Regions from separate parts of the Homo sapiens genome. Here region 2 is linked to region 1. A link is a loop called in an ENCODE intact Hi-C map of the cell type or tissue named here. Cell type or tissue: IMR-90. All regions are shown on one strand. Each heading gives the region's core, and the rest is flanking DNA. Links, peaks and the distances in the headings are about the cores only. Region 1 holds the start of LOC105376253 (a long non-coding RNA gene). Region 2 overlaps CDK5RAP2 (CDK5 regulatory subunit associated protein 2).

Region 1 (5,378 bases), core at 132-5,131:
ACCCCTTGTGACCATCACTGTACCAGATGGTGTTCTGGCCACTGAAAAACACTGGTGGCCTGATCCTGAAAGCCTTAGGGTCACCATTTGGGCTGTGGTTCTAACACCTTTTCCTGGAATTCCTTGCTGGTGAACTCCTCTTCTTTCTAGAAGATTCCCTGGGTTAGCACCACACATTAGCAGAACATATGAGCCAAATGGCTTTCCCAGCCTTTTTTTTTTAAGCAAAAGGGGAATTCAAGCTCGGCATGGTGCCTCATGCCTACAATCCCAGCACTTTGGGAGGCTGAGATGGGTGGACTGCTTGAGCCTGGGAGATCAAGACCAGCTTGGGCAACATGATGAAACCCTGCCTCTACAAAAAATACAGAAATTAGCCAGGCCTGGTGGCATGTGCCTGTAGTTCCAACTACTTGGGAGGCTGAGGTGGGAGGATCACTCGAGCCCAGGAGGTTGAGGCGGCAAATGAGCTGAGATCATGCCACTGCTCTCCAGCCTGCGTGACAGAGTGAGAGTCTGTCTCAAAAAAAGAGGTAGGAGAGAATTCAATGGGTAAGATAACAGAAATCTGAAGAATAATATATGCTTCAGGCACATCCAGGGATTCAATAATGTCATCAGCTCTGATGTTGCTTCAGTCTATATGCAGATTCGTGTCCAGTAGCAGGCAGATGGATACAGAAAGCCCCAGGGTACCATTCTCCTGACTTGACAGTGCTGGCCTAAAATCAGCATCTTCCCCAACAGTGCTGGTGAAAAAGTCCCAGGGAAGGTTCTGATTGGCCAGGATGGGTCATGTGACCACTCCTGTGGCCACAAGGGCAGGTCTGCCCTACCTCACACATGCAAATGGGTATCCCCAGGGAAAGAGGGGTGTTCTCACCAAACAAAAACAGATGTCTATCAACAATTGAAGCTTTAAATATAGTTCTATTTCTTGACTCATCTTCTTTGGACATATTTGTTGCCTCTCTGCTGAGAAAGTTGAGGAATTGAGCACACTTTATTGCCTTCCAACTCTCCTGTCCCTTGCTGAATTTTGCAGTTACAGACATTATTCTTATTTCTTCTACAGATTGCCTTTTTAAGTTTTAATAACCTACTATCTATTTCTTGATTTATTTCTTTTGGATTGTAAGTATTGATCTCTGCTATGAAAAATAAAGAAGTCCATGTACTTACACTTTCTTCTGTGTTTCCCATCTGCACCCAATTCTTGTTAAATAATTATTCTTACATTGTCAAGGTTCATAACATTTATATTCACTCTGTTACCATAATGGTCTTTCATGATTTCTCCATAGGTTATTTCTAAAATTTTAAGCCCAATAAAAATATCATTTATATATTTTAGATTGTGGAAATACTCACTGCAGAACCAAGTGATGTGATTAGGCCTGTAGAGATGAGAATGTAATCAATTCTATGTCTGGAAACCCTTACTGCTCAAAGGGAATGTTCTAAACATCAGGGTCAGCAGATTCTCTTATAATTTGGTTTGCACTTTCCTTGATCTTAACTTATCCTTAGATATCATTATTTCCTGTGTCTACTCTTTTTCTCTTTAATGCCAAACTTACCATTTTAATGATTTTAAAGTGTATAAATCAGTGGTGTTAAGCGCATTCATAATATCATGCACTCATCGCTGCTGTCTAGTTCCAGAATTTTTTCCTTACCCTAAAAGGAAACCTTCCATCTATTAAGCAGTCACCCCTCATTCCTCCCTCTCACCACCCCCAGCAACTACTAATCTGCTTTCTATCTCTGTGGATTTGCTTGTTGTGGACATTTAATATAAAGGGAATCATATAACATGTGGCCTTTTGTGTCTGGCTTCTTCATGTAACAAAATGTTTTTAAGGTTCATCCATGTTGTAGCATGTATGGGTGCGTCATTCCTTGTTCACAGCTGAATGATATTCCATTGTATGGATGCACCATATTTTATTTATCCTGTCATCAATTGATGGATATTTGGGTTGTTTCCACCTTTTGGCTATGGTGAATAGTGTTGCTGTGAACATTTGTGTATCAATATTTGTTTGAGTTTCTGCTTTCAATTCTTTTTACTTTTTTTTTTTTTGAGACAGGGTCTTACCCTGTCACCCAGGCTGGAATGCAGTGGTGCAATCACAGCTCACTACAGCCTCGACCTCCTGGACTCAGGTGATTCTCCCACTTCAGCCTCCCAGGTAGCTGGGACTACAGGCCATGCCCAACTATTTTTTTGTATTTTTTTTTTTTTTTTTTTGAGACGGAGTCTCGCTCTGTCGCCCAGGCCGGACTGCGGACTGCAGTGGCGCAATCTCGGCTCACTGCAAGCTCCGCTTCCCGGGTTCACGCCATTCTCCTGCCTCAGCCTCCCGAGTAGCTGGGACTACAGGCGCCCGCCACCATGCCCGGCTAATTTTTTTTTTGTATTTTTAGTAGAGACGGGGTTTCACCTTGTTAGCCAGGATGGTCTCGATCTCCTGACCTCATGATCCACCCGCCTTGGCCTCCCAAAGTGCTGGGATTACAGGCGTGAGCCACTGTGCCCAGCCTGCTTTCAGTTATTTTGGGTAGATGCTTAGGAGTGAAATTGTTAGATCGTATGGTAATTCTATGCTTAATTTGTTGATGAACCACCGAACTGTTTTCCAAACTGTGGAACTATAGAACCCTGGGTAAAACTGCTTTTCTTTGGAATTTAGAAGCTGTGGGAGGCTCAATGGTTCCCCTAAAATATCCAGGTCCTAATTCCTGGAATCTGTGAACATTATATGGCAAAGGGGACTTTGTAGATGTGATTATGGAACTTGAGAGGGAGAGATTATCCTGGACTATTCAGGAGGGCCCTAAATGTAATCCCAAGAGTCCTTCCTAGAGGGAGGTAGAGGGAGATTCATCTAGAGAGGAAGAAGATGATGTGACTACTGAAGCAATGTTCTGTGCTCCTGCTGGCTTTGAAGCAGGAAGAGGCCGGGAGCCAAGGAATGTAAGGAATGCAGCTCTAGAAGCTGGAAAAGGCCAGGAAACCAAGCGGAGTGTCCTTTGGAGCCTCTGGACGGTGTGCAGTCGGACAGCTTGGTTTCTGTCTAATGAAACTCATTTCAGGCTTCTCACCTCCAGAACTGTAAGAGAGTAAATCTGTGTTGTTTTAAGCCATTAAGTCTGTGGTCATTGATTACAGCAGCGCTAGGCATTTAAGATAGAGGCCTTGCTATTTCCTACAGCATTCGGTAGGGTGGATAACTTTGGTAGGCAGTGTTTTTGCTCTCCAGAAGCGTTTAAAATTTTCTCTCTTTTTTTTTTTTTTTGAGGTGGAGTCTCGCTCTTGTTGCCCAGGCTGGAGTGCAGTGGCGTGATCTCAGCTCACTGCAATTCCCACCTCCCAGGTTCAAACAATTATCCTGCCTCGCCTCCCAAGTGGCTGGGATTACAGGCACCTGCCACCACGCCTGGCTAATTTTTCTTTTTTGTAGTAGAGACGGGGTTTCACCATGTTGGCCAGGCTGATCTGAAACTCCTGACCTCAAGTCATCCGCCTGCCTTGGCCTCCCAAAGTGTTGGGATTACAGGCATGAGCCCAGTGTGCCTGGTACAAAATTTCTTGCTTATCTTTGGAATGCCAAAAATCTCACCTAGAGCTGCATCTTTCTCATTCATCCTGCTTGGCGTTAGTGCCTTCTGTTCTCTAAGGCTGCAGGTATCCCCAGCATCCCAAATGCAGCCCCTTGACAAATCTCCTGATGACATCCCCATCCCTGAGGCCAGCACAGCTGTTGGCATTAGTGACTTGGAGCCTGGACCTTCTTTTAGCCTCTCTGGAAGTCGCAGGGTAAGTTCTGCTGTCTTGGATCGTGGTTTGCTCAGCTTTCCCCTGTCAATTCGTTGGTGCGTTTTTACTTATTTTTTTACTTCAAACATTTTAAAACAGATACAAAAGCAGAGACTAGCATGGTGAAATCCCAGATGCCCATGATCCAGTTTCAACAGTGATATGGTTTGGATCTGTGTCCCCACCCAAATCTCATGTTGAATTGTAATCCCCAGTGTTGGAGATGGGGCCTGCTGGGAGGTGATTGAATCATGGGGACAGATTTCCCTGTTGGTGCTGTTCTTGTGATAGTGAGAGTGAGTTCTCATGAGATGTGGTCATTTAAAAGTGTGTGAACCTCCCCCTCTTCTCTCTCTCCTTTCTGCTCAGGCCCTGTGAGATGAGCCTGCTTCCCCTTTGCCTTCCACCACAATTGTAAGTTTCCTGAGGCCTCCCCAGAAGCAGAAGTCGCTATGATTCCCTATACAGCTTGAAGAACCATGAGCCAATTCAACCTCTTTTCTTTTCTTTTTTATTATTTTAAATTCTGGGGTACAAGTGCAGAATGTGCAGGTTTGTTACATAGGTAAATGTGTGCCACGGTGGTTTGCTGCACCTATTGACCTGTCACCTAAGTGTTAAGCCCAACACACGTTAGCTATTTTTCCTGAACTTCGCCCTCTCCCCACTTCTCCCCTCTTCTGACAGGCCCCAGTATGTGTTGTTCCTCTCCCTGTGTCCATGTGTTCTCATCGTTCAGCTCCCACTTATGAGTGAGAACATGTGGTGTTTGGTTTTCTGTTCCTGTGTTAGTTTGCTAAGGATAGTGGCTTCCAGCTCCATCCATGTCTCTGCAAAGGACATGATCTCATTCTTTTTTATGGCTGCATAGTATTCCATGGTGTTTATGTACCACATTCTCTTTATCCAATCTATCACTGATGGATATTTAGGTTGACTCCACATCTTTGCTATTGTGGATAGTGGTGCAATAAACATACACATACATGCATATATATATATATATATTTTTTTTTTTTTTTTTTTTTTTTTCTTTTTTGAGATGGAGTCTCGCTCTGTCACCCAGGCTGGAGTGCAGTGGCGTGGTCTTGACTCACTGCCAGCTCCGCCTCCCGGGTTCACGCCATTCTCCTGCCTCAGTCTCCCGAGTAGCAGGGACTACAGGCGCCCACCACCACGCCCGGCTAATTTTTTGTAATTTCAGTAGAGACGGGGATTCACCATGTTAGCCAGGATGGTCTTGATCTCCTGACCTCGTGATCCGCTCGCCTTAGCCTCCCAAAATTCTAGGATTAAAGGCGTGAGCCGCTGTGCCTGGCCACATATATCTTTATAATAGAATGATATATATACTTTTGGGTATATAACAGCTATCAATATTCCTCTCTACTTGCCTTACTTCCCCTGATTTCTTTTCCTTTTTCTCTTTGTGAAATTAGTGCTCTCCCCACCACCATTAAATATTGAGAAGTGATTCTACATGTTAGAACATGTAGAATATTGAGAAGTGATTCTCAATATTTAATGTGCTAACGAATCACCTGAGGATCTCATT
Region 2 (5,378 bases), core at 80-5,079, 68 kb before region 1:
TGTCTTTTTTTCTTTGTGGTACACTTTCTTTATCACACTTCATGAGAATTTTTGGTAGATCCTCTGACCCTTGGGGCACTTGTTTCTACAATTCAGAATAGTATTTTTGAAGAGTGTATGGAAACTTATTGTTTGCCTGAGTTCTTGCCAATCTGTACTTTAATTGGGGGCTTTATAAGGTTAAAAATGTTGCAGAAGAATCTTTGTTCCAGCCTTTGTTGGCTGTGTGAAATCAAAGAAGAGCTGACCTTGTACAGTTTCAATTTTTCTAAAAGTATATATACTTGTACAGCTGCAGGCTTTTAAAAATTGTACTCTGTCATTTTTCCAATTAGTGTTAAGGTCACAAAAATTCAATTCTAAAATGGTCCAAGTATTTTCTTTCCCCTCTTTTATCAGATACGATTCATTAGTTCAGTCCCAAGCCAGGGAGCTCTCCCTTCAACGGCAGCAGATTAAGGATGGCCATGGCATCTGTGTCATCTCCCGTCAACACATGAACACCATGATTAAGGCATTTGAGGAGTTGCTGCAGGCCAGTGATGTGGATTACTGTGTGGCCGAGGGTTTCCAGGAACAGCTGAATCAATGTGCTGAGCTGCTGGAGAAATTGGAAAAGCTATTTCTCAACGGTAGGTAGGGTGAGGTACGCGAGTCTTAAGACATCAGTAATTGACCCAGGACTTCTTGGAGGGGCACAGGAGGAGCTAACTCCTTGGCCTTAGTTATCTTTCACCCCTCTGCCTTGATGAGGTGACAGCAGAACCACACTGGCTGCTGCTTCCTCCCAGTGACCACTTCCACATGGCTTGTGGTCGGCACTGTTACAAACCAGGAGTCCAGTTTAGACGCCTCAGGGGCCGGGCTGGTGAGGTACATGAGTGAAGCCAGCCAGAAGGCACTGCCTCTCACTCAGCAGTGGTCACGTAGTTGCCAGTTCTTGCATCTTACAAATTTTCCAGAAAAGATGGGATTTTTTATTTATTTATTTTTTTTTGTGAAAACTCATGTGTTTTAAATGTTGGCAAGCAAAAAATCCAGTCAACCAAGCAAAATTTTTATCAGTTAAAAAGTATATCGAAGAGTTAAGGATGGCCAGAGGAAGGGTGAAAGAAACCTTTGCTATGTGCTAGGTAAAATTTTTAAAATAATTTTTTTTTGAGACTACAGCAAAGAACTCCCATTTACTGTGCACCCAGCTTCATCAGTTGTTAGCATTTGCCACATTTGTTTTATCTTTCCCTGTCTGTACACACACGCGCTCTATTATTATCTTTCTGAGCTCTATGAGAGTGGATTGATGCTATGATGTTCCTTTCTCCCTAGATAATTCAGGGTGTGGTTCCTCAGACCAAGGAAATTCTCGTGCATAACCATGGTATTGTTATCACAATCAGAAAAGGTGTTGTCTAATATACTATTATCTAATATACAGCCTATATTTGAATTTTTATAATTAATTCAATAATGTCTTTTATGACAGTTTATTCTGGATCCTGATCCTGGTCCGGGATCCAGTCTCCACGTTACATTTAGTTGTCATGTGTCTCTCGTCTCCTTTAATCCGGAGTAGTTCCTCACCCTTTCTTCTTTTCGTGATGTGAACATACTTCAATAGTTCAGGCTAGCCCCTCGCTTTGGGATTATCTGTTCTTTCCGCAAGACTCAATTCATGATTAGATTAAATTGGTTAGATTAGATTGGCTATGCAGTTTTGGCAGGAATGCTGCATAAGAGATTATTTTGTTCTTATGGTGTTTTCTTAAGGAGGCACACAATATTAATCCCGTTTTTGGTGATATTAACTTTGATCACTTCCTTAAGGTAATGTCTGTCAGTTTTCTCCAGTGTAAATTATATTAACCTGTGTAATGAATAATTTGTAGAAGATACTTTGTTATTCTGTAAGTATTCTCTTCCTCTTCAAACTTCTACCATGAGTTTTACCATATATTGATGATTCTTGTCTGAGTCAAATGTTCCTATGACAGTTTTTTTCTAACACTAACATTTTTTAATCACATTCCTTCTTCATTTATATTAGGTGGCATGTACTAGAAGAATGCATTCTCTATTAATTCCTTTTATTACTATATTTCTTGTTTGTTTATGATCAGTGTGGGCTTAAAGATTCTTATTTTATTCAATGGACTATTATCCATTCTGACATTCATATTATATTGTCCCAGATTTGGTAAGTGGCAGTTTCTTTTGACATGTCTCCATCTTTTTGGGAGTACGTCCTTACTTTCTGGGACAAAATAGATTTTCCATGCTCATCCTGTACTGCTTCTGCCCTGAATGAGCCATTTCTCCAAGAGCCTTGATTCCTTTTAGTGAGGAATGATATTTAACCACCAAGATTTGGTGCTAGGTGTGTTCATTGCTACGAGGGTATCATTGTGTCTAGGCCCTTTAGCAGGCGTGTGTGTGTGTGTGTGTGTGTGTGTGTGTGTAAATGTGTAATTTATTTTTTAAAAAAATCATTACTTCACAATGGTGCCTTTAATTCCAGTCCAGACTCACTGGGTTCTTTCCTGTTTTTCCCGCTTCCACATTTTTACTTCCCTTCTCCAACACTAAGAACCCTGGCTCTGACAACATCACCATATCTGCTGATTTACTCAGTTCTGTAATATATACACATAGTTCCAGAATTACTCCACCCTTTCCACTGTGAAAAACAAACCCACTGGAAGAGTTTAAGATTTGTTTATTAAAGTAGTTCTCTTTGTTTTTAGGCTAAAAATACATTATAGTATGTTCTTGAATTTAAAAGTTGTTTGGTTTCATTCTTTGTACAGCTGTTGTTGGGTTAGTCATTTGAAACACAATTAGATTCATTTGTTTTTATTTGTATTCAATTTTAGAGTTTTCTACCCTATTTTTATTGATTTAATTTTTTGAATATGTATAACATTAGCATGATTCCAGAGTCAAAACTGTATCCTTTTAAATTGCTGTGTGAAGTCATTATTTTTCTCCTTTTCCCTTATCTCCAGTAGTATTGCTTTCCATTCCCCTTTCTCTCTTAAACCCATTGGGACTGGACTCTGAGTTATCTCAACCCCTCCACTGAAACAGTTTGCCTGACACTAACAACTTCCACTTTGCCAAATCCAAGGATCAGTTTTCAGTCTTCATCTTGCTCAGACTGCAGCAGTATTTGACGTGTTGATCCCTCCCTCCTTGGCTGACTTGGCTTCCAGACGATGCCACTGAGAGTTCAGTTCTCCTCTCCCTCCCTGGCTGCCTCTGTGCAGCCCCGCCTTCTGCACGTCTTCCATCCCTGACCAGTCCTCACCACCAATTATTGCTGCCACCGCTTCAGCTCGCCTCTCTTCTCTCACCTGGATGCTGCAGGCCTCTCCTGTTTGGCCTCTGGGCTTCCATCCTTGTCTCACTGTAGTGCATTTTCCACACAATAATCAGTGATCTTTTAAAAATGTAAGTCAGATCATGTCCCATCTCTGCCCCCAAATCAAAGCCTTTCCTTTTCATTCAGTGTAAAAGTCCAGATAAGGGCCTGCAAAGCCCTGTACCATCGCCCTGGCTGCACTCTCTCCTTACTTCTGCCGCCCCACCCTCTCCTGCTTCCCCTCCCCAGCTACTGACCCTGCAGTTTTTCTAGCATGCCCAGGCCAGCTCCTCCTTCAGGGGCTTTGCACTTTCTCTTCTGTCTGGTGTCCCTGATCCCTTCAGGCCTTGTCTCAAATGTCATCATATTAACGAGGTGCTCTTTGACAGCTCTTTATGAAATAGCAAGGCACCCCTGCCTATCACTGACATTCCCTTTTTCCCTTACCCTGTGTTATTTTCCTCGGTTCTACCCACAACCATCTCGCATGTTATGTGTTTACTACCCGTAACCATCTTAACCATCTTGCATGTTATATGTTTTTTATTCTGCCTTCCCTGTAGAAAGTAAGCCCTACAAGGGTGCATGGATCTTGTCTGTTGTGTTTGTTGCTGTAGTGCTAGGATATAGATAACGTTTGATGTATGGTGGACACGTAACACATATTTTGAGAGAATGAATAAATGAGTGAGTGAGTCAGTGAATCTAGTGTTACAGCTGTGGAGAGTGTGGCCCAGTGAGAGTAAGCAACTCATCTGTGACCATTTGTGGAGTGAATGGCAGAGCTGGGATTTTAAATCAGGTCTCTGGACAAAAAACTTTTCCTACTAGAGCTACTTGTATTATAGTTGGTATCATATAGGTTATTTGATTTAAACTTCACAATGACCTTGGAAGCACAATGTATTAGTTCAGTTTTATAGATGATGAACTGAGGCATAGAGAAATAACCTTACATATTTAAATAAATGGGCCTAGTAGTGAAGAATGCAGTCATTGGAGCTGGGCTGGCCAGATTAGAGCTCTGGTTTCCCACTCGTAAGCTGTGTACCTTGGGAAATTTACTTAATTCCTTGCCTCAGTTTCTTCTTTCACCTGTAAACTTAGCATTCTAATACCTAATTGGTGGAGCCTTTGTAAGAATTAAATTATGGATGTGAAGCCTTGCTTGGCTCAGTGCTGGGTGCATGGTTCTTACGTACTGAGTGCTTATTAGTATTTGTACTTGCTGTGAGTTGGGGCTTAATCCTCAGAACAGCCTGTTTTTCAGGTGAGGAACTTAGACTTAACAAATAAGAGTTTGTTGTTCAAAGTCACAACTGACTTGGCGGAACCAGGATTTAACTCTGTTCCTCTTGTCTTCATATGTACAAAATAGATGGTTTATGATGGCCCACATAGTTCATTTAATTCCAGGATAGAACATGGGATAGTTTACCCATCTGGGCCTAGTGAATGTTTTCCCCCAGCTTTTGCGAAGGGCCCAGCAGCTTAGACCTGCTGTAGACTGGTTTTGCTAATACCGGTTCCCAGGACTTTTGAGGACCAGGGTATATAGGAGTACCTGACTTTTCCCAGCTTTATGAAAACCTACTTCCTTGTAGCTAAGGGTATTCTAAATAAGCTAGTTTTCATTTTATTAGTGGAGAACTATCTGGGTCCTCATGATAAAGCCGTATCTTCCAGGCCCAAGTCATTTTCTGTCGGCCTCTTCTTGAAGGCTCTCACTCTAGGCCCTAGGAAGTGGAGAGCTGAGAGTGGGTGCCTCTGGCACCAGCTGCCCTCCTTCCTTCATCTAGCCACTCCCCTTGGTTTATTTTTTAGTTATTTACCTTGACACACCCAAGGAGAGCCTACTTATTCTTTGTGGGTTCTGCAGGCAGACGAAGCATTTTAGACTTAGCAGATAACACAAACATAGAACTTGATTTTCTCCTACAAAAAGCATAAAAGTCCCAGAAACCTCACCACAGCTCCTTTTCTTGGGGACTAAAATGTAACACAGAGGTAGCTCTTTCTT

What was found. A loop is a pair of places that touch in the nucleus more often than their neighbours do. Peaks named below come from ENCODE experiments on the same cell type or tissue, not always from the same donor. Only the 100,000 strongest peaks of a DNase experiment are listed, where the experiment ranks them.
Region 2: a loop joins it to region 1, with 4 times the contacts of the local background. A loop is called at or near these places in 2 of 110 quality-filtered maps.

Annotation. Positions count from the first base shown.
Region 1 is chr9:120,364,408-120,369,785 of GRCh38, reverse strand. LOC105376253 (a long non-coding RNA gene) reads left to right here and starts at 2,931. Exons shown (of 3, transcript XR_002956934.2): 1 at 2,931-3,118. RefSeq lists a silencer at 729-929. In IMR-90, for the core only: a CTCF peak has its summit at 2,870; a DNase peak (open chromatin) is centred at 2,935.
Region 2 is chr9:120,432,549-120,437,926 of GRCh38, reverse strand. It overlaps CDK5RAP2 (CDK5 regulatory subunit associated protein 2), which reads left to right. Exons shown (of 38, transcript NM_018249.6): 25 at 400-632. Among named protein-coding and RNA genes, the nearest start is that of CDK5RAP2, 140 kb to the left of the region's middle. In IMR-90, for the core only: no CTCF peak of the experiment used is centred there; DNase peaks (open chromatin) are centred at 2,626, 3,166 and 4,036; H3K27ac peaks cover 2,152 bases.